Regions from separate parts of the Homo sapiens genome. Here all the other regions are linked to region 3. Evidence: chromatin loops called from intact Hi-C (ENCODE). Cell type or tissue: mammary epithelial cell. All regions are shown on one strand. Each heading gives the region's core, and the rest is flanking DNA. Links, peaks and the distances in the headings are about the cores only.

What was found. Peaks named below come from ENCODE experiments on the same cell type or tissue, not always from the same donor. Only the 100,000 strongest peaks of a DNase experiment are listed, where the experiment ranks them.
Region 1: it touches region 3 in a loop (8-fold over the local background); 3 of 110 quality-filtered maps call a loop at or near these places.
Region 2: a loop joins it to region 3, with 8 times the contacts of the local background. A loop is called at or near these places in 3 of 110 quality-filtered maps.

The regions. Positions count from the first base shown.
Region 1 is chr9:92,999,366-93,009,279 of GRCh38, reverse strand. FGD3 (FYVE, RhoGEF and PH domain containing 3) reads right to left here. Exons shown (of 18, transcript NM_001083536.2): 4 at 6,266-6,355; 5 at 5,143-5,279; 6 at 3,100-3,256. LOC101927954 (a long non-coding RNA gene) reads left to right here. Exons shown (of 3, transcript NR_121565.1): 3 at 1-1,165. Among named protein-coding and RNA genes, the nearest start is that of SUSD3, 54 kb to the left of the region's middle. RefSeq lists a silencer at 5,219-5,513. In mammary epithelial cell, for the core only: a CTCF peak has its summit at 5,369 (motif pointing left); no DNase peak of the experiment used is centred there.
Region 2 is chr9:92,952,555-92,962,468 of GRCh38, reverse strand. The region is part of intron 1 of FGD3 (FYVE, RhoGEF and PH domain containing 3); the gene reads right to left. Among named protein-coding and RNA genes, the nearest start is that of FGD3, 10 kb to the right of the region's middle. RefSeq lists an enhancer at 8,290-8,389. In mammary epithelial cell, for the core only: a CTCF peak has its summit at 5,099 (motif pointing left); no DNase peak of the experiment used is centred there.
Region 3 is chr9:93,154,745-93,164,658 of GRCh38, reverse strand. No RefSeq gene overlaps it. Among named protein-coding and RNA genes, the nearest start is that of WNK2, 24 kb to the left of the region's middle. RefSeq lists a silencer at 4,417-4,546 and enhancers at 7,696-7,755, 7,796-7,845. In mammary epithelial cell, for the core only: a CTCF peak has its summit at 4,528 (motif pointing left); a DNase peak (open chromatin) is centred at 4,528.

The sequences.
Region 1 (9,914 bases), core at 3,931-6,430, 160 kb after region 3:
GAAACTTTTTTTTTTTTGAGACGGAGTCTCGCTCTGTTGCCTGGGCTGGAGTGCAATGGCGCGATCTCGGCTCACTGCAACCTCCGCCTCCCAGGTTCAAGCAATTCTCCTGCCTCAGCCTCCTAAGTAACTGGGATTACAGGTGCACACCACCACACCTGGCTAATTTTTGTATTTTTAGTAGAGATGGGGTTTCACTATATTGGTCAGGCTGGTCTCGAACTCCTGACCTTGTGATCTGCCTACCTCGGTCTCCCAAAGTGCTAGGATTACAAGCGTGAGCCATCGCGCCTGGCCAAAACTTTTTTTTTTTTTTTGATGGAGTCTTGCTCTGTTGCCCAGCCTGGAGTGTAGTGGAGTGATCTTGGCTCACTACAGCCTCCGCCTCCCCGGCTCAAGCAATTCTGTCTCAGCCTCCCAAGTAGCTGGGATTACAGGTATGAGTGTGCCACCACACCCAGCTAATTTTTGTATTTTTAGTAGAGATAGGGTTTCACTATGTTGCCCAGACTGGTCTCGCACTTCTGACCTCAGGTGATCCGCCCACCTGGGCCTCCCAAAGTGCTGGGATTAGAGGCGTGAGCTACCACAAGCGGCCAAGAAACTTAATAGGGGAAAAAACCCAACTTCACCTGAAGAGTCCTGACAGACACGCCCTTTATCAAGTGAATATCCCCAGGAATGGGATGCAGAGACTGCGTCACCGGGCAGGACGCAGGGAGAAGAGCACAGCCTCACTCCAGGAAAAGGCACAGCCTCAATCAAACTGTGGACAAACAGCAGAAAAACCCAAGCAGGCAGTCTACAAGTAACTAGGCTGCACCCCTCAAAAAGACAAGGACAGAGGCCTGTTCCAGACCCAAGAGGACAAATACAATAATGAGCGCAATGTGTGGCCCTGGGTTGGGTTATGGATCAGAAAACAAGAATGTTATTGGGACAATCGGTGACATCTGAGTGTGGGCTGCGGAGTAGATAGCACCAGGACATCAGTGTAAAATCCCCGATTTTGATCACTGTGCTGGGAGTACGCAAGAGAATATCCTTGTTCACATGTTTAGTGATAAAGGGTTACGGTGTCTGCAACTTAGTTTCAAAACGCTCAAAAGTCATCATCATCTGTATGAGTTTAGAGGGAATAATAAAGTAAGCCAGACAAAATGTTAATAATGCATAACAATGTCATTTTTGCAACTTTCCTGTAAAGGTTTAAAGTTATTTCAAAATAAAAGTTTAACGTTTAAAATATCCTTTGATTAAAGGAAGGAAACCTGCAAAAGGCCATGGGCAACTTGACTGTCATGCGATCCTGTTTTTTCCACACCAGGTCTTCTCAGCCTGGGCACTATGGACCTTCGGGTTGGAGAATTCTCTGCGGTGGGCCATGCTGTCTGCTGCAACGTGTTTTGCAGCATCCCCAGACCCCACCCACCAGATGCTGGGTGCACCCAATGTGTGAAGATATGGCCTGGGATCCCCGGGGGGCAAAGTCACCTTCAGGGAATGGCTGGATGGTACTGAGTCCAGGCGGAGAGCCCTCCCCACAGCCTGCCTGGCCCTGTGCCCAATCTGCCTAGGATGAGGGGATGCACAGACCAGTGGCTAGCCTGCAACCGGGGCTGTGTCTGCCTCGAGTGTCCCCAGGCAGATGTCATCCAGGACATGGCAGGCGCGATCTCAGCTCACTGCAACCTCTGCCTCTCGGTTCAAGCAATTCTCCTGAATCAGCCTTCAGAGTAACTGGGACTATAGGCATGTCACGCCCAGCTAATTTTTGTATTTTTAGTAGAGATGGGGTTATATAGTCTTGGGTAGTGGGAAATGCATTTGAAAATAAGCTTTACATTTTAAGAAGTGGTGAATGGAGTTACTTAAAAATAAAAAATTCTGGGCCAGGCGCGGTGGCTCACGCCTGTAATCCTAGCACTTTGGGAGGCCGAGGTGGGTGGATCACAAGGTCAGGAAATCGAGACATCCTGGCTAACATGGTGAAACCCCGTCTCTACTAAAAAATATAAAAAATTAGCCGGGCGTGGTGGCGGGCGCCTGTAGTCCCAGCTACTCAGGAGGCTGAGGCAGGAGAATGGCGTGAACCTGGGAGGCGGAGCTTACAGTGAACTGAGATCGCGCCACTGCACTCCAGCCTGGGCTACAGAGTGAGACTCTGTTTCAAAAAAAATTAAAAAATAAATGAATAAAAATAAAAAATAAAAAATTCTGTATGGCAAACACCACCATAAAGTTAAAAGATCAGGCGGGGCGCGGTGGCTCACGCCTGTAATCCCAGCACTTTGAGAGGCCAAGGAGGGCGGATCATGAGGTCAGGAGATCGAGACCATCCTGGCTAACACAGTGAAACCCCATCTCTCCTAAAAATACAAAAAAATTAGCTGGGCGTGGTGGTGGGCGCCTGTATTCCCAGCTACTCGGGAGGCTGAGGCAGGAGAATGGTGTAAACCCTGGAGGCAGAGGTTGCAGTGAGCCGAGATCGTGCCACTACACTCCAGCCTGGGCAACAGAGTGAGACTCTGTCTCAAAAAAAAAAATAAAATAAAAAAATAAAAGATCAATGGGGGAAAATAATCTGTGACATGCATGACAGAAAGAAGTTGATGTTCTTAGCATATAAAAGCCTTGTGAATCAAGAAGAAAGAGACCAGCCCTATAGGAGACAAGAGAAGCCAGGGCTGTGAGGAGGCTCTTAGCAGAAAGCGAAAAACAAAAAAGCAATGTAACATTTAAACAAAAATGCCTGCACTAGATATCGAGGGACACTGTGCAATCAGAGACTGTCCTTTGAATTCAGGTTCCATCAGATAATAGCTCGTGATGCTGTAGCTTGCACAGCCTCTTGAGCCACGATTTTCCGATGGGAATGCTGATTCATCTCTGGGAGTTATTGTAAGGCTCAAAGCATCAACAGAACATCTGGGCACATCCCATAATTTTCCTAATTTTCTCTATGTTCCAAAATTTTAGTAATGTCATGTTACTTTTTGGAGTAAAATATACATATATACATATGTTTTTAAAAAATAAAACACCAGGCTCTGTGCATCTTGAGAACATCTGTGTCCACACTCCCACTGCCGGCCTTACCTGGATGCTGTGGACGACGTCTTTAAACAGTGGGGAGCGCTGGGTCCACGTGCTCACCAGCCCTACGGCTCGGTCAAAGTTCTTGACATACTCGCCGTACATCTTCAGGAATGGGGCCAGCTTCTGCAGGATGTCCCCGAGCCGTGGGTTTGTGTCCCTTCGTGGAGAAATGAATCATCAGAGAAATAGCTGGGTGCAATGGGGACTCTGAGGTTAGTGGACATGAACTCCACCAGGGGGGTGTGGGGTGGAGGCCAGCTCTGTGTGATGGTGAGCAAATTGGTCACCCTCTCTGAGCCTTAGCTTCCTCCCCTATGTCATGTAGAGTAGAAAATAGTAACTGGGCAATTAAATGAAAGATGCCTGTAAAACAGTTAAAAGTCCAAGCTGCAAGCTTAGAACCAGTGACCCAGACACAGGAGATAGCAGTAGTAGCAGAATCGCTTGAATGATGAACCACAGTTATCAAAGAGAACCAACAAAATACCATTATGCTCCTTTTAAATGGGCAAAGATTAGAAACAATGGTTCTATCCAATGCTGGTGAAGTCCTGGGGAAAGTAGCTCTTTGTAGTACTGATAATGAAAAAAGCTGCTTTGGACAGAGATTTGCAAATAATTTTCAAGAAACAGAAAAATATACTAATCGTCTTTGACCTTAGGACTGTTTCAAAAAGAAAGAAAAAAGCCACAGGCACAAAGCCATCACTAAGGCATGACTGTGAACTGCACTTATACATTTAATTTAAAGGTCCAGGCTGGGTGTGGTGGCTCATGCCTGTAATCCAGCACTTGGGAGGCTGAGATGGGCAGATCACAAGGTCAGGAGATCGAGACCATCCTGGCCAACACGGTGAAACCCCGTCTCTACTTAAAAAAAAATACAAATAATTAGCCGGGTGTGGTGGCGGGCGCCTGCAGTCCCAGCTACTTGGGAGGCTGAGGCAGGGGAATGGTGTGAACCCAGGAGGCAGAGCTTGCAGTGAGCTGAGATCACGCCACTGCACTCCAGCCTGGGCAACAGAGTGAGACTCTGTTTAAAAAAAAAAAATGTCCAAAGGGCAGGGTGGCTAAGTCATTGGACCCCTGTGCTGTTATAAAAGTTGCAGAGGAGGTCACACATGCACTCATGAGTTAGCAGTCTCCAGGGCCTTGCAGGAGAAAACCTGTCTCTACCAAGCATGGATTTTTGTCAGCCAGAAGGCTGCATCCAGTCCTGACTGCCTCGGGGACACAATGTAAACCTGTTCGGCAGCTGGACCATGTCCTTGTACAGATTTATAAATTGACATAGCCCCTCCCTGAGCAACAGGTGAAGGGACTCCCCCTGGCCTCCCATTCCAGTCAAGCCTCTGTGGTCTCCTGGGTTGCAGCTTGGAGAACGGGCTGGTGGGACACAGAAGGGCCAGGCTCCTGATGCAGAGGGAAGCCGGGCCTGCGAAGGGCACAGGCAGTAGAGACCCTAAGTCAAACAGCAGCGGCACCCAGAATGAGGGGAAACGCAACACGCAACGTGGGGAACTGATGAGTCTGGGGGCCAGCCTGGGATGTTTCATGAATTGTGACTTGCACTGAGCTGTCCCTCTGCTAATGAACAGAAGCAGCAGTGGGACAGAGGGACAGGCCACAGGGACAGCAGGAGGAGGATCTGAGGTCCACTGTTGAGAGGGAAAAACAGCATTTTTAAAACAAAGGTGGAGTATAAGCTAGGAGGGAAAAGAAAACCAACTAGCACTATCCACTGTGTGGTGTTTCCAGATGTCAAACCTCATTTTAGTTTCAGAGCCCCAAGTGGGGCGTTAAAAGCCCTTCATTCCGCATCATCTGCTTTCTCAGGAACTAAGCCTTGGAGACCGTAAGTGGCTGGTCAAGGTCACCAACCAGGAAGGGGTGGAGTCTGGATCGGACCCAGGACCGTGCAGAGAAGGGAGGCGCCCAGCCACCATGAGACAGTCCCCCAGCACTTGCCTCGCTCTCAGGCACATGAACCCTGGTCTAGAGAACACTTGAGGGGCCCCATGGGCATGCGCAGATGGTACTCACCACTCCTCCGTGATCCGCGTCTTCAGCTCCGGCAGCAGGAACTGCCCGTGGAAGCGGTGGATGGAGGAGATGTTAGAGAATATGCCCATGATGACTTCTGGAGGGATCCCCGCATCCGTCAGCCTGGTGCAGAAAACCTGAGCATAGAGAAGCCCACGTGTGGCCAGTGAGCCTCTTCCACTGAGCACAGTTGCCGCCCCGCTTCGGCCACAGGTGAGGGCGCTCGGGAGGGGCCGCTGCTGCCACCTTGTGTTTTCTTAATGAATTTCAGAATTATTGTCCTCCCTTTTCATCCAACTGGTTCAGACAACCTCATGGTCTTAATGCAAGCTCACTTATGACTTACGAATGTGGGTGAGGCAGGGACAGTCGCCTGAGGACAGGGAATGACATCTTTCCTCAGCCACCTCTCATGCGAAATGGAAGGTTCAGACTTCCTTTTCTTTCTCGTGAGATAAAAACAGCAGCAGCACTGTCTGTCAAAACCCCAGCTTCCATGGGTGCTTTATTTCCTGTGCTCATAAACCCCACGTTGTCATGTGGATAGAGATGAGTGGCAAACCCTGTCCCAAGTACTTATGCAGAAAAACATCCAGAAGCCATTTACATGCTCAGATCATGCAGCTGCCAAGAAGAAATGTCCCACAGGTGACTTGGCAAAGCCTTCTCCTCAGAGCTACAAGCACTGAAAACAAAAAATAAGTTTCTAGGACGGGCGTGGTGGCTCACGCCTGTAATCCCAGGACTTTGGGAGGCCGAGGCTGGTGGATCACCTGAGGTCAGGAGTTCAAGACCAGCCTGACAAATATGGTGAAACCCCGTCTCTACTATAAATACAAAAATTAGCTGGGCGTGGTGGCATGTGCCTGTAGTCCCAGCTACTCGGGAGGCTGAGACAGGAGAATTGCTTGAACTGGAGAGGCGGAGGTTGCAGTGAGCCAAGATCGCGCCACTGCACTCCAGCTTGGGTGACAGAGTGAGACTTTGTCTCAAAAAAAAAAAAAAGTTTGTAGACCAGACTTAAATTTGTCTGAGTTTTAGTATTTAAGTCATTCACACTGCACCTATAATGCCCAGCCAATGCTAAGAGATACTGAAACTGCCCCCAAGCCATGTGGGCTACCTGGTCCAGCAGGTGCAGCCGCTTCACATAGGTCTCCTCGGTGTGCAGGAGCTCCTGGGCAATGTGGAGAAGCTTCTGGGGGCCAGAGTGCTGCGGAGAGAAGAGATGCAGCTCACCTGGGGAAGATGAGCCTTGGGGAATCGGCACCTAACGGGCTGCCACTGTGTGCAGGAGAACCAGGGGCCACAGGGGTGGCAGGAGGCCACTGGGGCAAGAGAAGGGGCAGGAGGGGCCACTGTGATGGCGATGTGGTGCTCAGTTCTCATAGATGGGCCTTTGACTACAGAGCAGTTGCAGCGACCACGTCAAAATATATTGCACAGTGATGTCAGCAAGATGATGGACTAAACAGCTCTCGGCCCTCCTTCTGCTCAGAGACATAAGGTTAACAACAATATATGGGCCAGAGCACCTGTGTGAGAATTCCAGAGACCAGCCGAGAAGCTACAGCACCCAAGCCATTATAAAGCCAAGAAAAGATTTCAGTAAAAGGTGTAGGGAAATTGGTGATGTTTGGCAAGCTTGTCTTAGTCCATTTTACCTGCTCTACATGCGTACCACCATGTCCAGCTAGTTTTTTTCTATTTTCGTTTTGTAGAGATGAGGTTTTGCCATGTTGCCCAGGCTGGTCTTGAACTCCTGGACTCAACCTATCTGCCCGCCTCAGCCTCCCAAAATGCTGGGATTACAGGTGTGAGCCACCGTGCCTGGCCTCCTCCTGTTTTTGACATTGGGCAGGCTAACAAACCTCTGTAAGTTTCAGTGACCCCAAATGCAAAGCAGCAGCGTCACCACCTAGTACCTACATCACAGGGATGTTATGAGGATGGAGTGGAACAACACATATGAAACACTTCATGCAGGACAGGGCACAGAGTATGAGCTAATTAAAGCTGGAAATCATCACTATGGAAGTTTTCACTGAAAATGCCTGAGACTGGGTAATTTCTAAACAAAAGAAGTTTATTTCTCACACTTCTGAGGGTTGATCTCTGCTTCCAAGATGGTGGCCTGAACACTATCCCCTCACATAGTGGAAGCAGTAGAAGAGAAAAAGGGAGATGAAGGCTGTGTCTTCACATGGTGGAAGAGCAGAGAGCAAACCCATGAACTTTCTCTTTTATAAAGGCCCTAATGCTATTCATGATGGCTCTGACTTCATTACTTAATCACCTCCTGAAGGCCCTATTGTGGCAGGCCAATTCTCCCTGACAATCACATAGACAGGCCTGCATGACAGTCACACAGACAGATTTCCACAGCATGGCCTTAACATGGAGCAAGTAGTTAAACCTAGGGAAATCAGTGCCCAGACATCAAAGCTAGAAATAAAACACAGTCAGTAGGAGCCTTGCATAATCTTCTCCCTAACCTGGAGCAAGTCAAAATAATGGAAGCAGTCTTATATTCCTAGTGCCAGGACCCATCTTGGGTCAACGGAATCTGAGACAAGTCAAGGTAACAGAGGCAGCTATTTGAATAGATTCATTGGAGAGTCTAAGGCAGCTCTCCAGACCAAGCTGTAAAGAAGATAAGATAGAAATAATCACTCCAGTACCACAGTAGACAGGCCTTGAAGGTACTGGGGCTCTTTTAATCAGACTTAGCAAGCATTTTTTGCTTCTGACCTTCTAGATGAAACAAAATTAGCTACAAAGAAACAGAAAAATGTAGCCCAATCAAAGGAACAAAATAAAAAACTTCAAAACTGATCTTAAGGAAACACAGATCTATGAGCTGCTTGAGAAAAAACATCGAAATAGTTGTCATAAAGATGCTCAATGAGATAAAAGAGAACAGATAGATGACTTTAAAAAAAAATCAGGAAATGATGCATGAACAAAGTGAGAATATCAACAAAGAGATAGAAACTATTAAAAAGGACAAACCAGACATTCTGGAGCTGAAATACACTTTAATTGAACCGACAAATTTTTAAGAGGGGTTTGACAGCAGACTTGATCAGGCAGAAGAAAAACTGGGCAAACCTGAAGAGAGGTCATTTGAAATCATAGAGTCAGATAAGAAAAAAAAAAGAAAGAAGAGCAAGGAGAGCCTAAGGGATGTATGGGCCACTATCAAGTAGATCAATATATGCACTTGTAAGTTCCAAAAGAGAAGAGAGAGAAAGGGGCAAAGAGTTTATTTACAGAAATAATGGCTGAACATTTCCCAAATTTGAGGAAAGCAATGGACTTAAAAATTCAAGAATCTCAAAGACCTCCAACTGGGGTAAATCAACAGAGAACCATACCAAGACATATTATAATTATATAACTGTCTAAAGTCAAATACAAAGAAAATCTTGAAAGCAGCGAGAGAAAAATAATTTGTCTCATGTAAGGGGTCTTCCATAAGATTATGAGAGGATCTGTCAGTGGTAACTTTGCAGACCAGAAGGCAGAGGGAGGATACATTCAAAGTGCTGAAAGAAAAAAAAACTGTCAACAAAGAATATTGTATTTGATAAAACTGTTATTCAAAAATGGAGAAATAAACACTTTTCCAGTTAAACAAAAACTGAGGGAGTTCTTTGCCATTAAATGTGCTCTAAAATAAAAAAGATTAAGGAGTACTTTATGTTAAAACAAAAGGATAGTAAAAAGCAACACAAAACCACAGGATAATATAAAGTTCTTCAGTGAAGGTGAACACATGGATAAATACAATAATTTGTACTATTATCCTTTTGGTGCATAGAATTCAAATCACAAAAACATTTAAACATTTAAATCTATATGAATAAATAAAGATGAATTCATGACATCAATCAGAGCAGGGAGAGGGAGGTGGAATTGTAAAAGAGTAGAGTTTTTGCATGTGATTGAAGTTGTTATTAGTTTAAAATAGAATGCTATAACTTTAAAATGTTTTATGTAATTGCAATGGTAACCACAAATAAAATATCTATAGATAAAAAAGGAAATGAGAAAGAAATAAAAGCATATCACTACAAAAAAAAATCAATTAAACACAAAGAAAGATAGTAAGAGAGTAAAGGAGGGACACAAAAAACCTATAAGACATCCAGAAAACAACCAAATGGCAGTAGTAGGTCCTTTCCTATCAGTAACTACTTTAAATGTAAATGGATTAAACTTCCCAATCAAAAGACATATTGGCAGCCAGGCGTGGTGGCTCACACCTGTAATCCCAGCACTTTGAGAGGACAAGGCAGGGAGATCATGAAGTCAGGAGTTTGAAACGAGCCTGACCAACATGGTAAAACCCCATCTCAACTAAAAATACAAAAATTAGCTGGGCGTGATAGTAGGCACCTGTAATCCCAGCTACTCAGGAGGCTGAGGCAGGAGAATCGCTTGAACCCGGGAGGCGGAGGTTACAGCGAGCTGAGATTGTGCCACTGCACTCCAGCCTGGGAAACAGACCAAGACTCTGTCTTTAAAAAAAAAAAAAAAAAAAAAGGTTCCAAGATGGCTGAATAGGAAAAGCTCCAGTCTGCAGCTCCCAGCATAAGCGACGCATTAGACGGATGATTTCTGCATTTCCGATTGAGGTACCAGGTTGATCTCACTGGGGCTTGTCAGACAGTGGGTGCAGCCCATGGAGCAGGGTGGGGCATTGCCACACCCGGGAAGCACAAGGGGTTGGGGAATTCCCTTTCCTAGCAAAGGGAAGCCGTGACAGA
Region 2 (9,914 bases), core at 4,085-6,584, 200 kb after region 3:
CCTGAGGAGGCAGCCCTGGACCATCCAGATGCTTCCAGCCCAGGCCAGGAAGGACAGCAGTGCCTGCCACCACCACCTGGTTCAGCCTTCTCCTCTACAGAGGTCCCCTGTGCCAGAAGGCCAGCAGTGGGGTCCCATTAGGACCAGGGACACAAACCCAGGTACACTAGGAATACACAACTGTCGTCCTAAGAGGGTCATGATAAATTCTGGCAGCACAGCAGCAGGCTGGCTGTGGTGACCTGAAAGGTGAGGGGTTGTGGTAGGTAAGGAACAAAAAGAGGATGGGGAGGGGTTTGTGGCTTGAAAGTAGAACTGAGGCCAAGTGTCCTGTCGTCCCTGGTTGGGGTGAGTGGGAGGAAGTGGTGCCTCCACCTGGGAGTGACATCATTCAAAAAGAAACATGTTTTTGGCAGCCTGCCCCCCAATGGCCCAGTGATCATCAAATGCTGGTTATCTGCCTCTCCCACTGTGAATAGAGCTGACCTGTGGACACTACTGTACAATAGGACATTACAGAAATGATGAAGGTGACTTCCAAGGCCAGGCCATACATAACACTGCAGCTTTTGCCTTTCCTTGCTGAATCACTCACTGTGGGGGAGCTGGCTGCCATGTTATGAGGATGCTCAAGCAGCCCTGCAGAGAGGCCCATGCGGAGAGGAACTAAGGCCCCAGGCCAACAGCCAGCAACAACTTGTGATGTGTGAATGAGTCACCTTGAAAATGATCCTCAGTTTCAGTCAGGCCTTCAGATGACACTGCAGCCCCAGCCACCATCTGTAGCCTCATGAGAGGTCCCCAAGCCATAGCCAAGCCACACCCCAATACTGACCCATCAAAACTAAAGAGTTAAGTGTTTCCTATTGTTTTAAAGTGATGTAGTATTTTCATCATGAAAAAGGGCAAGGGTGACCTGAAGTTGGGGAATGGTGGGATCAGCCCACAGTGGAGAAGCAACCACCAGGAAGTATCAACACATATTCCAATTTCTCTGACCAATTATTTCACTCATGTTCCAATGGCTCAAATGAGTCCTCTACCCCGGAGGACTCCTGGTGACCATGGAGGGCTCCTGGGGACCACAGTGACAATCCATTGGTGCTATTCAATCTCAAAGCCCTTGAATAACTTTGTGGAGTCAGAGGCTCTGCAGAGAAGGCCCTGTGCCTCCAGTGTCCCTTAGCCTGTCCCTCAAGGGTGCTGCTCATCCTCCCCCAGGTGGCTCACTTCATGAGGGGTGGGTGCCTCTGATGAGAAAGGGGGTTTCCCCAGGACTCCTGCTTTGTCCCAGGGACCCCCAGTCCTGTCTTCCAGGAAAGCTGGCCATGGCCAGGGAGAGGAGCTCTGAAGTCCAGGACCCAGAGGGGCCTGTGTGGGACCACAGAGGCCAGGATGGAGAGAGCCTATGGGCAGAGAACTGTCAGCCAGGGGGAGTGCCCGCCCACCAGGAGAGAGGCCCAGGGGGAGCACCCCACTAGGAGAGAGGCCTGGAAGAGCACCCACTCACCAGGAGAGAGCCCCAGGGGGAGCACCCAATCACCAGGAGAGAGGCCTGGGTGGAGGGCCCACCCACCAGGAGAGAGGCCCGGGGGGATCACCCACTGGGAGAGAGGCCAAGGGGGAACACCCACTTACCAGGAGGGAAGCCCAGGGGCTCTACCCTGTTCAGCAGCCCCTGGCCTAATTTCTCTCAGCTGGCCTAGGGGCTCTTCCCTGGTGGATGAGTGCTCTCCCTGGGCCTCTGTCCTGGTGGGTGAGTGCTCCCCATCTGACTACAAGGAACAGAGCCCCCACAACTCTCCCATTGCCAGCACTGCACTATGACTAAGCCTGGGACTGTTACGGCACCCAGCTGGCCCTGGCTGTTACACCCCATTCCTTCCCAGGGTTGCTACCAGTTTATCCGCTGTGGGGGAAAGTGTCCATCTGACGTCTAGTAGTGACACCTGGGGTGCATTTTTTCAGGGAAGCCATCTTACCCATGGTTATTCTGCAGCCTTTGAATGGAAGGTTTAAGGAGGAAGGCAGCTCATATTTACCAAGCACACAGCATAAGGCAAACTCTGCTCTGGGCTGGTTTATGGGTGACATGAGGACGTGGGGATAGGAGGGGTCCTCATGGGGGAATGAGGACATGGGGATGGGGGACTTGGGGACACGAGGGATATGGAGACATGCAGACATGCAGACATGACAACAGGACGTAGAGGACATGAGGATATGGGCATTTTGGGACATGAGAGCATGGGAAGTGGAGGTCATGGAGACATGGGGATGTGAGGATAAGTGGACATGGGAACCTGAAGACATAGGGACATGAAGACATGAAGACACAGGGACATGACATGAGAAAATGGGGAAAGAGGACATGGAAACATGAAGAATATGGAGATATGGGGCATGAGGACATGGAGACATGGGGATATGGAGACATGGGAACACAGGGACTCGGGGACGTGAGGGATACGGGGACATGAAGAATATGGAGATGTGGAGGTTATGGGGACATGAGGAATGAGAACACGCAGACATGAGGAATGTGGAGCCACATGGACATAGAGAAATGAGGGCATGGGGGTACAGGGGACGTGGGGACGTGTGGTCTTGGAAACATGGGGGCATGGGGACACAAGGACATGGGACATGCAGACATAAGGGACACTCGCTTCAGCCATCGACCTTCCAAAACACCCACACAAATGAGCAAGGACATTTTATACAGTCTTATTAGGGCTGATTTTTTTTTTTTTTTTTTTTTTGAGACTGAGTTTCCCTCTGTTGCCCAGGCTGAAATGCACTGGACCGATCATGACTCACTGTAGCCTCGACCTCCTGTGCTCGAGGGATCCTCCCATCTCAGCCTCCTGAGTATCTGGGACCACAGGTGTGTGGCACTATGCCTGGCTAAGTTTTTATTATTTGCAGAGACGGACTCTGGCTATGTTTCCCAGGCTGACCTTGAACTCCCAGGCTCAAGCGATCCTTCTACCTCAGCCCTGCAAAGTGCTGGGATTTACAGGCATGAGCCACCCACCGAGCCTTGCCCAATGTCAGAGATGTGCTGAAGGTCCAACAACAGAGAACTAGTTCAACCAATTACCCTATTTCAAGACTTACTATAGTAATTATATTTTATTAACTAAAATAATTTTATTATAGTAATTATTTTCATTAATAAAATAATTACTATAATACAATAAATTTTGACTGGGCGCAGTGGTTCACGCATATAATCCCAGCACTTTGGGAGGCCAAGGTGGGCGGATTGCCTGAGGTCAGGAGTTCACGACCAGCCTGGGCAGCACGGTGAAACCCCGTCTCCACTAAAAATACAAAAAATTAGCCAGGCATGGCGGCAGGCACCTGTAGTCCCAGCTACTGGAGAGGCTAAGGCAGGAGAATTGCTTGAACCTGGGAGGTGGAGGTTGCAGTGAGCCAAGATCATGCCACTGCACTCCAGCCTGGGCGACAGAGCGAGACTCCATTTCAAAACTAAATAAATAATAAAATAAAATAAATTTCAAAAGCAAGACAATGTGGTATTGACATAAGGATAAATCAATGGAAATCAATGAACTAATAGATTTTCATTCATTTGTTCAATTGATTTTCAATGAAGGTGCCAGTACATATCAATAGGGAAAGATACGTCCTTTCAACAAATAGTAATGGAACATTTAGATAGCCGTACCAAAATACAAACCTTGACTGCTTACTCACACTATACACAGAAAATAGCTAGAAATGAATCCAAACCTTAATTGTGAATGCTAAAACTGTAAAGCTTCTAAAAACACATAGGTGAAAATATTCATGAATTTGTGGTTGGTAATGATTTCTTAGAGTATAAAAGGCACTAAGCCACACACAAAAAAAACTTTATAAACAACTTCTTCAACCTGAAAATATGTTTCATCAACATAGAAAACTTCTGCTTATCAAAAGGCACCATTAGGAACGTGAAAAGGCCAGCCACATATAGACTCCAAGTGATAATGATGTGTCAGTGCAGGTTCATCAATTGTAACAAATGTCTCCTCTGGGGAGGATGTTGATAAAGAGAGTGTCTCTGAATATGTGGGGTCAGGGAATATATGGGAAATCTCTGTACTTTTCTCTCAATTTTCCTGTGAATGTAAAACTGCTATAAAAAAATTAAGTCTTTAAGGCCGGGCAAGGTGGCTCATGCCTGTAATCTCAGCACTTTGGAAGGCCAAGGAGGGTGGGTCACCTGAAGTCAGGAGTTGGAGACCAGCCTGGCCAATATAGAGAAACCCTGTCTCTACTAAAAATACAAAAATTACCTGGGCATGGTGGTGCGCACCTGTAATCCCAGCTACTCGGGAGACTGAGACAGGAGAATCACTTGAACCTGGGAGGTGGAGGTTGCAGTGAGCCGAGATCATGCCACTGCACTCCAGCCTGGGTGGCAGAATGAGACCCTGTCTCAAAAAAAAAAAAAATTAAATATTTTTTAAAAATTTCAAAGGCGGCCGGGTGCAGTGGCCTGTATTCCCACTACTTTGGGAGGCTGAGGTGGGCAGATCACCTGAGGTCGGGAGTTCAAGACCAGGCTGGCCTACATAGTGAAACTTCATCTCTACAAAAATACAAAAATTAGCTGGGCATAGTGGTGCACGCCTGTACTCCCAACTACTCTGGAGGCTGAGGCAGGAGAATCACTTGAACCTGGGAAGTGGAGGCTGCAGTGAGCAGAGATCATGCTACTGCTGCACTCCAGCCTGGGCAACAGAGCGAGACTCTGTCTCAAAAAAAAAAAAAAAAAAAGAAAAGAAAATTTCAAAGACAAATCACAGATTGGGAGAAAACATTTGCAATACATATATCTGATAAAAGATTTGTGTCCAGAATACAAAAAGATTCCTACAAATCAATGAAAAAAAAAGACAAACGATTCCATTTTTAAAATGAGAAAAAAAAACTGGAACATATACTTGACTTAAGTTACCTAAATAGACAATAAGTATATGAGCTGGTGGGCAACACTGCCTGCCATCAGGGAAACTAAAAACCACACTGAGGAATGATTACAGCCCCATCTGAACCGCTACAGTGAAAAAGACTGACAATGCCACCTGCTGGCAAGGATGTGGAGCAAACGTAACTCTCAGTGTGAAACTCTCATGCTGGTGGAAGCAGAAAATTGTACAACCACTTTGGAAAACTGTTTGGCATTTTCTCACAAAGTTAAATATACACCTTCTCTATGACCCAGCAATTGCACTTCTAGGTATCTACCCAAGAGGAAAGAAAACATCTGTCCACACAAAGACCTGTACACAAATGTGCAGAACAGCTGTATTCATAACTCAAAGCTGGAAACAATTTCAAGTGTCTGACAACTGGAGAATGCGTAATAAGCAAAGTGTGGTGCAGCCATAATATGGATGGAACAGGATCCAGCAATAAAAAGGAGTAAGCCACTGATATAACAATGATGTAGAGCTGGGTATGGTGGCATGTGCCTGTAGTCCCAACTACTCAGAGGCTGAGGCAGGAGACTGCTTGAGCCCCGGAGGTCAAGGTTGCAGTGAGCTATCATTGCACCACTGCACTCCAGACTGGGAGACAGAGCAAGGCTCTGTCTTCAAAAAAAAAAAAAAAAAGAAAGAAAGCAATTATATGGATGGATCTCAAAGCCAGACACAAAAGACTGTTAGATGAAGTTCAAAGACAGGCAGAACTAGTTTCTGAAGTCAGAACAGAGGTGCCCTGTGGTACTCTGGAAGGCAGTGTCTTAGTTTATCCTGGTTATTATAACAAAGTCCCACTGGCTAGGTGGCTGAAAAGTCAAAAATTTACTTTCTCACATTCCAGGAGGCTGGAACTCTGAGATCAAGGTGTTGGCAGGGTTGGTTTCTCCTGAGGCCTCTCTCCCTGGCTTGTAGGCAGCCATCATATCCTTGTGTCCTCACGTGGTTGTCCCTCTGTGAGTCCTCAGCTCTTCTTTTTGGACACCAGTCATGACAGATCAGCACCCACTCTCAGCACCTCATTTTAACTTTGTTACCTCTTTAAAGGCCCTGTCTCCAACACAGTTACATTCGGAGGTACTGGGGATTAGGGCTTCAACATGTATTTTGCAGGGACATAGTCAGGCCCATAATAGTCCCCCAAAGTGAGAACAAGGCAAGGATGCCTGCTGTCACCACTCTTATTCAACACAGTGGAGAAGGTTCTAGCCAGTGCAATAAAACAAGAACAGAAACGAAAATGCATGCTGAGCAGAAAGGAAGAAATAAAATTGTCCATGTTTGCAAATGACATGACTGTCTACAAAGAAAATGCCAAGAAGCGAAAACAAACAAACAAACAAACAAACAAAACTCCCAGAACTAGTATGTGAATTTAGCAAGGTCAGGGATACAAAATCAAGTCACAAAAATCACTTTAATTTGTATATACTGGCAATGAACATGCAGACATGGAAATGAAAACTATGTTGTCATTTACACATTAACTGTGGTACATCCATGCCACACAACAGCACTCAGCAATAACAAGGAAACACTATTGACACACACAGCAGCCTAGATGTGTGATGATTCCCCTGCATGAATTCCCTTAGAGGAATCCCAAGGGATTATGCTGGTGGAAGAAAGATAATTTCAAAAGATTACATGCTATATGACTCCGTTTATATAACATTCTCAAAATGACAAAATTGTAGAAACAGAGAACAGATTGGCTGCTGTCAGGGGCAGGCAGGGAGCAGGTGGACATCAAAGGGCCACAGGAGGCTCCCTGTGCTGGTGCTGCTCTGTGTCTTGACTGTACCAGTGTCAAGGTCCGAGCTATGATATGGTCCTATATCGTTTTGCAAGCTGTTACCACTGGGAAATCCCGGGTAAAGGCCCACAGTATCTCTGCATTATCTCTTATGTGTCTATACAGTCATTTCAAAATAAAAAGTTTAATTAAACAACTAGCTAGTGGCATCCCTTGGCTCTATTTATTTTTATTTTTATTTTTGAGAGGGAGTTTTGCTCTCTTTGCCCAGGCTGCCTCAGCCTCCCGGGTAGCTGGGATTACAGGCATGCACCACCATGCCTGGCTAATTTTGTATTTTTTTAGTAGAGATGGGGTTTCTCCATGTTGGTCAGGCTGGTCTCGAACTCCTGACCTCAGGTGATCCGCCCACCTCAGCCTCCCAAAGTGCTGGGATTACAGGTGTGAGCCACCGTGCCTGGCCATCCCTTGCCTCTTAAGAGAAGCAGTGAGCCTACAAGTGACTCACAGTAAAGCTGGAATCCTCAGCGTCATCTCAGAGTTGGCCCGGCTGGAACCTGGCCCTTGCAGCCTCCCAGCCTCATTCCTGGCCTCTACAATGATTGGGAGCACCTCTCCCTACCCTCACGGGCCTTGCCTCTCACGTCTGTTCCCTCTGCTCCTTGGCCACCTGACCACACCAGCTTTAGAGCTTCCCTCTGGGTGCAGCTGGCTCTCGGACACATAGACACCATATCGCCATCACTCTCCAGGCAGACCGTGAGTTCCATGAATGCAGGCAACGATGCTCCAAGCATCCTCTAATTTCTCCTTTTCCAGAAGACAAAGCTGTGGTTCAGAGAGGTGGAGGAAATGTCAAGGCCACGATACTCAGAGCCTAGCAAGATGCAGCTGAGGTGGCTGGTCTCTAGGACACAGCCCAAGGTGCAGGACAAAGGGGAACCAGGAGGCCAGGGCTCAGGGGAGTAAAGAGCTTGGAAGTAAGAGTCCCATTCAATGACCAGGACACTGAGGTTCAGAGAGGCCAAAGTGCGGTCACTCAGTCAGTCAACAACCATTTGCTGAGCGGCTCCTAGGACACAAGAATCCTTGGGAGATGGCCCCTGAGGAAGGAGCAGCTCTGGCCTGCAGAGACCCTCATGGCTGCCACTTCCTGTGCAAGGTGACCCCGGCCCCTGCCCTTCTGCTCACTTATTAGGGTCACAGCCAGTCACTTGGGCCACACGGGCACAGGACTCAGAGCCCGGCTGCTTCTCCAATCACCTGCCTGCTTTTGGGAACCGAGAACCACAGCTCTTGGATCCTTCCCAGAACCCTTGAGACCCAAGGATTGGACAAAGTGCCCATGTTGAGTTACTCTCATTCTTCTGACAAGACAGGGGAAAGCCACAAAAATACCACACTAGCTAGGGCAGGAAGTGGGTGGGACCAGAGTAGTCATTCCTGTGTGGCTTTGGATGGGGTCCAAGGGTGGTGCACCTTTGTCAGCGTTCAGGCTCCAAGACAAATCCTACTCAACATGTGACCTAACAATAGACAAGACCCAAGGAAATGAAAGCTCCTGGCAGAGAGGCTGTGTGAAACCCTGAGAGTGACCGTCTCTGGGTGGTGAGCTTCCGGGAATTTTCATTTGCTTCTTGATGCTTCTCAGTAACATATAAATTTCTACGTAGAACATTATATTTGCATTTGGGAGGAAAGCCAACCTGTTTAAAAATACAAGAATCGAAGTTGTTCATTGGAGATTCCCAGCCGGGAACTATTGCCCAGTGAAAGCCAGCTGTCTCCATGTCTGTTTACATATGGAAAATTTAATTTCTACTTAGCTGTCCTAAATCTCTCTAATGAAAGATGTGGTTGAGAAACCAAAAAAAGAAGGGATACTGAGTGTAATTCTGCTTTCTGAAAACACATTTTTTGCAAAACATTTTCTAGGTTACTTTAAATTGAAATTACATTTGGTCCAAAGGCAGACAATATTTCCTAAACCTTGGCACTGCCCTTAACTTTACCTGCCTTCCTCCCAGGCAGGCAGCTGGGAGAGTGGACAAGCCCAGATCTGGAACTGTGAGGCCCGTGTGCAGGTGACATTGTGTGAGCCCCTTCACCCCAACATGGGGAAAATATCCCTGGACACCAAGTTCCTGGGGGCTCCCTGGGAAAATGTGTGTAAAATGCTACAGTGTGAGCAGCGAGAAGCTGGCTAGTCATCACTCACTATACCTCATTTCTTAAAAGTTGCTTTAAAAATATGTGATGCTTTAGTCATCTTGGCCAAAGTGGAGAGGCAAGCCCAGCTTCAAACTCTTAGACCAAGTGGCATTTTGAGAGCTTTCCACTCAGGAGACGTAATTACAGAGCGGCTCTGGCAGTTGGCTATGATAACATTAGAGCCTGAAGTGGAAGCGATTGTTTCTTATCCTTAACAAAGAGCCCTGATGTGTCTATACTTACACAAAAGTGCTGCATCTGGTGCATTTTTTTTTTACCCTGTAGGAAAAAATTATCAATGTGTAAATAGAGAATGATATACATTAAAAAATAAGGCAATAAAGGGGTGGCCACGCCCCCACTCAATCAGGCCCTGAATAAAGGATAATTCCAGCATTGTTATGCGGCAGCTGCACAGCGTCAACCAGAAACACTCATATGCCCAGGGAGGTGCGGGTCCTTTCCTATGCACTCCATGTCCAATCCAGACATCACATTCTGCCAAGTGGTATTCTCACAATCACTTGGATCCACCGTTTACTATTCAATCCTTAGTCTAAGCTCCTGATCAACCAGAGGCTATTCAGAATGCAACAACACATGTTTATTTAGGTTTCCTTTAAGGGCAGATGCTGAGCTGGAGGACCTCGGGGGAAGAAGTAATCAGAAAGCTTAGAACTGGAGGCACCTAAGGGTGATCACAGCAGCACTATTCTAAAGAAGAAAAAAGGGAAAGAATGAAGGAAGGAGGAAAAAAGGGAAGGAAAGAGAAAAGGAAGGAAGGAGAGAAAGAAGGAAAGAGAGAAAGAAGGGAGGGAGTGAGGAAGGAAGAGAAGGAGAAAGAGGGGGAAGGAGGGAGAGATTTGAGCCACACTTGCTCAACCTTCATAATGTTAAGGAGGGCCTTAGGATTGGAGGGTAGAGGATGGGATGGGGGGGCCTTCAGCTTT
Region 3 (9,914 bases), core at 3,488-5,987:
ACAGGAGTGAGCCACCGCAACTGGCCGGGTCAGGGGTCATTCTTATTGCTTTTCTGCCAACTGCCCACACCGGGGCTGGCGTCTTCCTGCCCCACCGTAAGGGCCCAGGGCTCCAACATGAGTCCTGAGTGTGGGGACACCTGAATGATGGCATGGCTGTCAGGACAAGGCCTCCCAGCCTCCAAATGTCTGGCCGTGGGAAGGGGAGAGCCTCAGCCGCAACACGAGCCTGCTCTCAGCTCATGTGTGGCATGGTGTGGACATGGCACCTTCCCATAGCCAAGACAGCTAGGCTCCCTGCCCACCACTGAGCTCAAACCTGGGCTCCGCCATCTCCGTAACTGGAAAGCAGAAACAACACCGGCACCTCCTCCTGGGGATGTAGGGAAGAGTCAGTGTCCGGTGGCTCCCGGCGGCGGAAATTTGTCCCATCATCGCGGCTTACCAAGGGGAAGGTGAGCCTCTGTGGTGTAAAAGGCTTGTCCCAGCCCTGGCCATTCCACGACTCAGTTGGGCCCATTTCCCTGTCTCCACTGCCCTATCACCAGAGTGTCCAGGGAGAAGCTGGATGGCAGGGCAGGGCACCGAGGACCCCAGGAGCCCAGCCGTGGACTTTGGATCTATCTCCCTCCCTGCTCCCGACACCCTTGTCCTCAGTACTCAATTGTGGGTTCTGCCTCCTCAATCAGATCCCAACTAAAAAGTCACCTCTGCAGAGAGAAGAGGTTCCTGCAGGGCTCTCTGGTGACCTTCATCTGTGCTTGCAGCCCTGCCTGAATCACCCTCCAATTTTATTTTATTTTTATTTTTATTTATTTATTTATTTATTTATTTATTTATTTATTTGACACAGAGTCTCGCTCTGTCACCAGGCTGGAGTGCAGTGGTGCAATCTCGGCTCACTGCAAGCTCCATCTCCTGGGTTCAAGCCATTCTCCTGCCTCTGCCTCCCAAGTAGCTGGGACTACAGGCACCCACCACTGTGCCCAGCTAGTTTTTTGTATTTTTAGTGGGGATGGGGTTTCACCATGTTAGCCAGGATGGTCTCGATCTCCTTACCTCGTGATCTGCCCGCCTCGGCCTCCCAAAGTGCTGGGATTACAGGTGTGTGCCACCACGCCTGGCCCATCGCCCTTCAATTAAAGTGTCACCATCTCCCTTGCCAGCAGGTCTTAGCATGAGAACTGTGTCCAGCTGACCCTGGGCGCCTCCCCAGTCCTCAGCAGAGCCTGAGCCGCTGGAGGTGAATCATGATGGGATTTCAATGAGCAAGGCCTCCACTAGGCTCTGAAGGCAACCCCTGAGCCCAAGACGAGTGCTGGGGCTGTGGCCACTGGAAGTGTGACCCCGGGGGCCTGATGGCCTCCATTCAAGTCCTACCCAAGGCCACCCCAGGCCACACCTGCCTGAGGAAGAGATGCTCTAGTCTGGGGGCACTGCCACAACCTCACCTCCTGGGCCTCAGTTTCCTGTCTACAAATGGTGTCATGGCACTGCTGGTCCCACAAGGCCACTGAGGGGGCAGAGTGGATATCTGCAGGGCTTGGAGCTGGTGGCCCAGGCTGTATCAGCTACTGTAGTTCTATGCACCCAAGACCCCAAACTCCTGAGTCCACCCTTCCTAAACCCTGGACAGTGAGGGATGCTGGGACCGGGTTGGCATATTACCACTGCCCAAGGTCCCTGTCCTCACTGTGCCACATGAGGGGAGGCTGCTGGAATGACTTGGCACTTAGTTCATACCTGGGTTCCTGCCAGTCACAACCCCATCTCACAGGTCACCAGGCAACCTCCCGAGAGGCCCAACTCCAGGCAGGGATCAGCAGAAACCCCCAGGCCTGCCCATGCCCCTCCTCATGGCCCTCAGGCCTGCCAGCAGCTCACTGAAAGGGACACAGCTTTGGATGGTTCTGCAGCAGGGCCACTTGTAACACAACATTAATTTGTCATTCTGTTGAATATGTTAATTTACTCAGAGATATTGTTTGTAACTTTGGAATTGTTTTGAAAATGTGCATAAGTTGTACATGACACAAAAAGTCAGGATGGTCAGGTCTAACCTCCAGTGGATGCAGGAAGCCCCTCCCAAGTCCCTGACAGGTGTCTGCCCAGAGGTGCCTTACTGCATTCACATCTGTCATGTCACTGCCCTGGGACAGTGAATAGCCCTGCCTCTGCCTGCACCGCCCGGCCCCTCAGCTCTGCCTCGCTGGACACACTGCCGACCACCAGATCGGCCATTACATTCCAGCCCAGAGAAAGAATCATGGGGTGAATGAATGAGAACATGAATTAGAAAGGTCAAAAGTTCTGGAAATTGGGCAGAAATGCGTAACAACATCCTGGAGGTTGCCAAGAGGCCAGCATTGCAGGGAAATGCCCAACCATCCGCTACAAAATTCTCAAGCTGAACAGCACAGTTTACCGAGATATAATTCACATAGCATAAGTTTCATCCTTTTAAAGTATATAATTCAGTGTGATTTAGTATACTCACAAAGTTGTGCGACCATCACCACTAAGTCCATAAGATTTTCATCACCTCTAAAAACCCTGTACTCATTAGCAGTCACTTCCCATCATCCCCTCACCAGCCCCTGGCAACCACTAATCTACTGCCTGTCTATAGACTTGCCAATTTGGCACATCTCATATAAATGGAATCATACAGTATGTGGCCTTCAGTGTCTGGCTTCTTTCGTCTGAGCTGCTTCCAAGTCATCTGTGTTTAGCCTGCATCAGCACTTCATTGCTTCTTGTAGCTGAATAATATTCCACTGAATGGATAAATCACATTTTGTTCATCCATTCACCAGCTGGTAGACATTTCAGTTGTCTCCACTTTTTGGTGATTGCGAACAGTGCTGCAATAAACACTCATCTACTGTGTTTTTGTACATGTCTAAGTGGAATTACTGGGTCAAAAGGTAATTCTTTTTTTTTTTTTGAGATGGAATCTCACTCTGTCACCCAGGCTGGAGTGTGCAGTGGCATGATCTCGGCTCACTGCAACCTCCACCTCCCGGGTTCAAGCGATTCTCCTGCCTCAGCCTCCCGGGTAGCTGGGATTACAGGCGTGCACCACCACCACACCTGGCTAATTTTTGTATTTTTAGTAGAGACGGGTTTCACCATGTTGCCTAGGCTGGTCTCGAACTCCTGACCTCAGGTGATCCACCTACCTCGGCCTCCCAAAGTGCTGAGATTATAGGTGTGAGCCACCGTGCCCAGCCGTCAAAAGATCATTCTATGTTTAACCTTTTGAGAAACCTCCAAAATGGTTTTCCACTGTGGCAGCACCATTTTACATTCCCACCAGCAATGTGTGAGGTTCCAGCTTCTGCAGGTCCTCGCCAACACTTGCCCTCTGCCTGTTGGTTTTGGTTTTAATGCCGGCACACTGGAGGATGTCACCTGCCCTATGCCTGTTTTTTTGTTTTGTTTTGTTTTAGACAGAGTCTCGCTCTGTTGTCCAGGCTGCAGTACAGTGTCACAATCTCAGCTCACTGCAACCTCCGCCTCCCAGGTTCAAGCGATTCTCCCGCCTCAGCCTCCTGAGTAGCTGGGACTACAGGCACCTGCCACCACACTCGGCTAATTTTTGTATTCTTAATAGAGACGGGGTTTCACCATATTGGCCAGGTTGGTATTGAACTCCTGACCTTGTGATCTGCCGACCTTGTGATCTGCCCGCCTTGGCCTCCCAAAGTGCTGGGATTACAGGCATGAGCCAACGCACCCGGCCTGCCTGTTGGTTTTAATGTCGGCATACTGGAGGGTGTGGGCAGTATTGTGCTGTGGCTTTGGTATGCTTTTCTTAGGTGACTGATGATGTCAAGCAGCTTCCTCATATTCGTTCTCCATTTGTATCTCTCCTTTGGAGAAATGTCTATTCAGATTATTTGCCCAGTTGTGAGTTGGGTTGTTTGTCTTTCTGTTGTTGAGTTTTAAGAGTTCTTTATGGGCTGGACACAGTGGTTTACGCCTGTTATCCCAGCACTCTGGGAGGCCGAGGCGGGTGGATCACCTGAGGTCAGAAGTTCGAGACCAGCCTGGCCAACATGGTGAAACCCCGTCTCCAATAAAAATATGAAAAAAATTGGCCAGGCATGGTGGCGGGCGCCTGTAATCCCAGCTACTCGTGAGGCTGGGGCAGGAGAATCGCTTGAACTCAGGAGACAGAGGTTGCAGTGAGGCGAGATCGCGCCACTGCAATCCAGCCTGGGCAACAGGAGCGAAACTCCGTCTCAAAAAAAAAAAAGAGTTCTTTATATTCTGGATACTGGTCACCTATCAGATATAAGATCCTTGCAAATATTTTTTCCCATTCTGTGGGTTGTCTTCTCAAAAGTTTTTAATTTTGATGAAATCCAGTTGATCTATTTTTTTTTCTTTGGCTGCTTGTGCCATCAATCTTTTGGCCAGACCGCCACACTCTGGCCGAGGCCCTGCCCCTCCCCTCTGGGCCCCTGGTCACCTCCTTTCCCCTCCCACACCAGGCCTGCTCTCAGAGCCCAGGTGCGCTGCGGCCCCTGCTGGCGGCTGTAGGCATCGCCAACCCTGTCGTCCCAGTCCTGGGACGCGCCTGCTGCCCTCCCTCCCTGTCCGCGCGGGCTGGTTATCAAGGCTGACTGGCTTAATGAGGGGCTCTGAGAACATGGGAGTTAGAAATGATAAACTTGACAGACCAGCATCTGTGCTCAAGGCTACTGTCATTTTCCCAGGAAGGGAAGGAAAGGAAAACATTTCCCCTTCCCTGGTCCAGGTCCAGCACTAGACCACAGCCATTCCTCATTTCATGCTACCCCCACCCTGTGAGGTCAAGATTCTCATCCCCATTCAACAGAAAAAACCAAGGCTCAGGGAAATGTAGTGAGTGCTCAAAGTTCTAGGGTTACTAAACTCTAGAACAGGGACTGACTGACTGACTCACTCATTCATTCAACAAACATTTGTGAGGATGTGCCTCATACAGACCCCCTGCTGAGCCCAGGCACGTGGCAATAAAGAGAAACAGAGACCATGTTCTGGCGAGCTCACAGTCTTGGGAGACAGACAGCAAATAAGAGCCATAGGGGAAGTTCGGCGCGGTCGCTCACGCCTGTAATCCCAGCACTTTGGGAGGCTGAGACGGGTGGATCACTTGAGGTCAGGAGTTCGAGACTAGCCTGGGCAACAGGGTGAAACCCCATCTCTACTAAAAATACAAAAATTAGCCAGGTGTAGTAGTGCATGCCTCTAATCCCAGCTGCTTGGGAAGCTGAAGCAGGAGAATCGCTTGAACCCGGGAGGTGGAGGTTGCAGTGAGCCGAGATGGCGCCACTGTACTCTAGCCTGGGTCACAGAGTGAGACCCAGAGGTCACAGAGTGAGACCTATCTCAAATAAAATAAAATAGCCATAGGGAAGTCCAGGCAGGACCCCCAGGAGCCAGGAGCCAGGTTCTGGAGTTTAGAGTCGGGGATCTGTTGGGGGAGTATGGGAGAAGGAATGTCACTCTCCTGGAGCCCACAGCCCCATGCTGACGTCTGACTGTAAGGACTGGAAGCTTCGTGGTCCTGCTCCTGCTGCAAGCAGAACCTATTGCCCAAGATGCCCCCCGACCCTCCAGGGGCCTGCCTAGTGGTTCTGTTACCAAACAGAAGAGTCACAGACAGAAGCAAAGTGCGGGACTGAGAGAAGGCCCCTACCCTTGTCCATCCGTGTGGATAGACAGCCTATGTTTGTGTTTGCTTCACACATCTACAAAAAGACATTCTGGAAGGAAACAGAAGACCTAAATACATAAATAACCATGGCTGCCTGGGTGGGGCAGTGGGGACAGGCATGGCTGGGAGGCCTTTTGAAAATGTAAACAGTTAAACATCAGTATTCAAAATTTAAAAATAGAAAGCGGCCAGGTGTGGTGGCTCACACCTGTAATCCCAGCACTTTGGGAGGCCAAGGAGGGCAGATCACCTGAGATCAGCAGTTCGAGAGCAGCCTGGACAACATGGTGAAACCCCATCTCTACTACAAATACAAAAATTAGCCAGGCATGGTGGTGCACACCTGTAGTCCCAGCTACTCGGGAGGCTGAGGCAGAAGAATTGCTTGAACCCGGGAGTCAGAGGCTGCCGTGAGCCAAGATCACGCCACTGAACTCCAGCCTGGGTGACAGAGCAAAACTCTGTCTCGAAAAAAATAAATAAATAAATAGGAATGATGAAAATGTTCTAAAATTGTGGTGATAGATGTACCACTCTGTGAATATACTAGAAAGTACTGAATCATACACTTTAAACGGGTGCATTGTATGGTATGTGAATTATATCTTACTAAAGCTGTTTAAAAAGGAAGTGGGGGCCAGCTGCAGTGGCTCACGCTTGTAATCCCAGCACTTTGGGAGGCCGAGGCAGGTGGATCACTTGAGCCAGGAGTTTGAGACCAGCCTGGCCAACATGGGGAAACCCCGTATCTACTAAACATACAAAAATTAGCCAGGCGTGGTGATGTGTGCCTATAGTCCCAGCTACTTGGGAGGCTGAAGTAGGAGGATCCCTTGAGCCCAGGAGGTTGAGGCTGCAGTAAGCCATGATCACACCACTGCACTCCAGCCTGGGTGGAAAAAGTGAGACCCTGTCTCAAAAAATATAAATAAATAAATAAATAGGAAGGGGAAGGCCGGGCATGGTGGCTCACACCTGTGATCCCAGCACTTTGGGAGGCCAAGAGGGGGCGGATCACCTGGGGGCGGATCACCTGAGGTCAGGAGTTCGAGACCAGCCTGACCAACATGGTGAAACCCAGTCTGTACTAAAAATACAAAATTAGCCAGGCGTGGTGGCGGGCGCCTGTAGTCCCAGCTACTCAGGAGGCTGAGGCACGAGAATCTGTTGAACCCAGGAGGTGGAGATTGCAGTGAGCTGAGATCCTGCCACTGCACTATACCCTGGGCAGCAAAGTGAAACTCCATCTCAAAAAATAAAATAAAATAAAAATAAATAAATAAACGAATAGAAAGGGGAAAACTAACAGTGCTGAAAGTTGTTCACTGAAATGTGAGAGTGGTGCAGATGGGGGCCAGGGAGACCTACAGATAGATGTATCAGCCTGATTTCGCACAACCCGGGGATGGTCAGCAGGCATCAGAGCCCCCAGCAGGCTTGCTAAAATATAGACTCCTGGCCTCACCCTCAGACCTTCTAAATCAGTGGGGTGGAAGAGGCCAGGGCCTGAGAATCTGCATTTCCAACACGTTTCCAAGGATGCTGGCACTGTGGTCCTGGGATCCTCTTTGAGGGCTGCTGGCCTAGATGGCCTTTGGTAGCACTGGGCACCTTGGGGATAGGAGAGGGAAGGAAAGGTTAACCATACACCATTTTGAATTTCATACTGTGTGATTAGTCTATAACAAAAATATATAAATAAGGTTTAAACGTTTAAATATTACTAGAACTTATAGAAATTAGGTGTGTGTAGCTGAGATGGCTAAGTGTCCTCCGCTATTCATTCTCTTTTTCTTCCTTAGGCATAGAAACCCTGAACTTTAGTTGAGAACATGGTTGCCTGGAGTAGAAACTACATCTCCCAGCTTCCGTTGTAGCTAGGTATGGCCACTTGGTGAAGTTCTGGCCACGACACATGAGTGAAAGTGTCCAGAAAGCTCTGAGAAGTGTCTTGGAGGGTCAGAGCGCACCTTTCTTCCTCCCTTCCTCCTTCCTGCTGGCTGGGATGCAAGCTTGATGACTGGAACTCAAGCAGCTATCTTAGGTCATGAGGTGGAGGCTACACGTGGAGAAAGCCAGGGCAGGAAGCTGGGAGGAAATGGGTGTCTGAGAATGTGGAGCTGCCACCGCAGCCATGTACAGCATGCCTCCAGACATCATTTGTGTAGTAAAGAAATGACTGTCTTGTTTAAGCAACTGGTACTTTGCCGTTTGTGTCACTCATAGCGACACTTAGCCCTGAGTGACAAAGCATATAGAGCCCCTGGCGCAGGGCCTGGCTCACGGCAGGTGCTCCAGCTGAGCATCCCCCAGTAACCCCGTACCTGCAGCAGGGAGAAGGGAACCCAGGCCTGAAGCCTAGGGACTCCCGTGAGCCTAGGAGAGAAGCTGACCCAGAGGAGGACATAAACTCCCACCAGCCCCGGCCTGCCCAGCTGTTGGTTGTAGGTCATTGGCCTTCGAAGGCCACACCACCCACGGTTTCTAGCACTTACTGTCCCACTGGCAGAGGGCATTGCCCTAAGAAGATGACATGTGTCCAGCCACATGCTTCCCTGACTGCAGATTCTACCAATTGAATTAGATTTTCCTCTGGTTGATGTTAGTGTGAGTCTTCATTTCCTGACCATCTGCTGTTTGGGTGTCAGGAAAGCCCTCTGGGTGCCAAAGGGATGGCAGCCCAGAATGGAAAAGGCTCCACAGATGCCAGTGAACAAAGAGGCTGAAGTGACGTTCTGCGGAGGCCCCACACTGGGCTGCCCCCTCTGCGCAGGCAGCGGTCCCACACACGGGGTTGGGCGCTCAGCCGCTTCCGAGCCCAGTGCCTGAGCCTTAACTTAGTCAAGAGCCCTTCTCACACTGAACACTTGTGAAAATAGGTTTATAGTCAACTAAGAGGGGAGGGGCGTGTGAGAGAAAGTGTGGAGGGGAGGCAGGGAGGCGGATAGCACAGTACCAATGCCTCTTGGGTCCCAGCATGACCAGCGCAGAAAAAGCACAGCCTCAGGCCACGCTGCACTTGTTTGCTTGTCTTCTAAATCCTAAACACCATGTGCTGGCTTTGGATGGCTCCATTGACACCCTTCCCCCATCACCTCCCGGAGCCTCACTGCCCCGTGTTAGCACTGAGCAGGCACTGGGAAGTCATCTCCTTATTGCTACCTGCCGCATTCACTGACACATTTTCTTCTATCTGCACACCCAGGTTCACAGCAGCATTATCCACAGAGCCAGGATACGGAAGCAACACAAGTGTCCAGCAACAGATGAGCAGATAAACAAAATGTGGTGTCTCCATATGATGGAATGTTATTCAGTCTCAACAAGAAGGACATTCTGGCACATGCTACACACGGATGAACCTTGAGGCCACTATGCTAAATGAAATAACTTGATCACAAAAGGACACATACTGCATGATTCCACGTATATGTGATACCCAGAGGAGTTGCATTCATAGAAACAGAGAGTCGGATGGCGGCTGCTAGGGCCTGGGGGAGGGAGGAATGGGGAGTCAGCATTGAATGGGGACAGAGTTTCAGTTTGGGATAATGAAAAAGCTCTAGAGGTCTGTTTCATAAATCTGGATATATTTACACTACTGAACTATACACTTAACATGGTTAAGGCCAGGCGCGGTGGCTCATGCCTGTAATCCTAGCACTTTGGGAGGCCAAGGCGGGTGGATCACCTGGGGTCAGGAGTTCAAGGCCAGCCTGGCCAACATAGCGAAACCCCATCTCTACTAAAAATACAAAAATTATCTCGGCGTGGTGGCACGTGCCTGTAGACCCAGCTACTCAGGAGGAGTAGCTACTCAGACAGGAGAATCGCTTTAACCCGGGAGGCAGAGGTTGCAGCGAGCCAAGATCACATCATTGCACTCCAGCCTGGGCGACAGAGCGAGACTCTGTCTCAAAAAAAAAAAAAAAAACATAGTTAAGATGGCAAAAGAAAAATCATGTCACATTGATCACAGACCTAAAGCTTCCAGAGGAAGACATAGAGGAGTATCTCTGTGGCTGTGTCATCAGGGATAGGAAACACACTGAGAAGATGTAAGAAAACTCAGGTGCTCGAGGGCCGAGCGAGGCACCAGGAAGGCCCATGTGGAAGGAGTGAGGCCTCCACAGAGAAGGTGTATTTGAGGCCCTCTAGATGTGCTTTTGTCTGCTGCTAAGTCCACGGGTTTGCCTGGCCCGGGCTA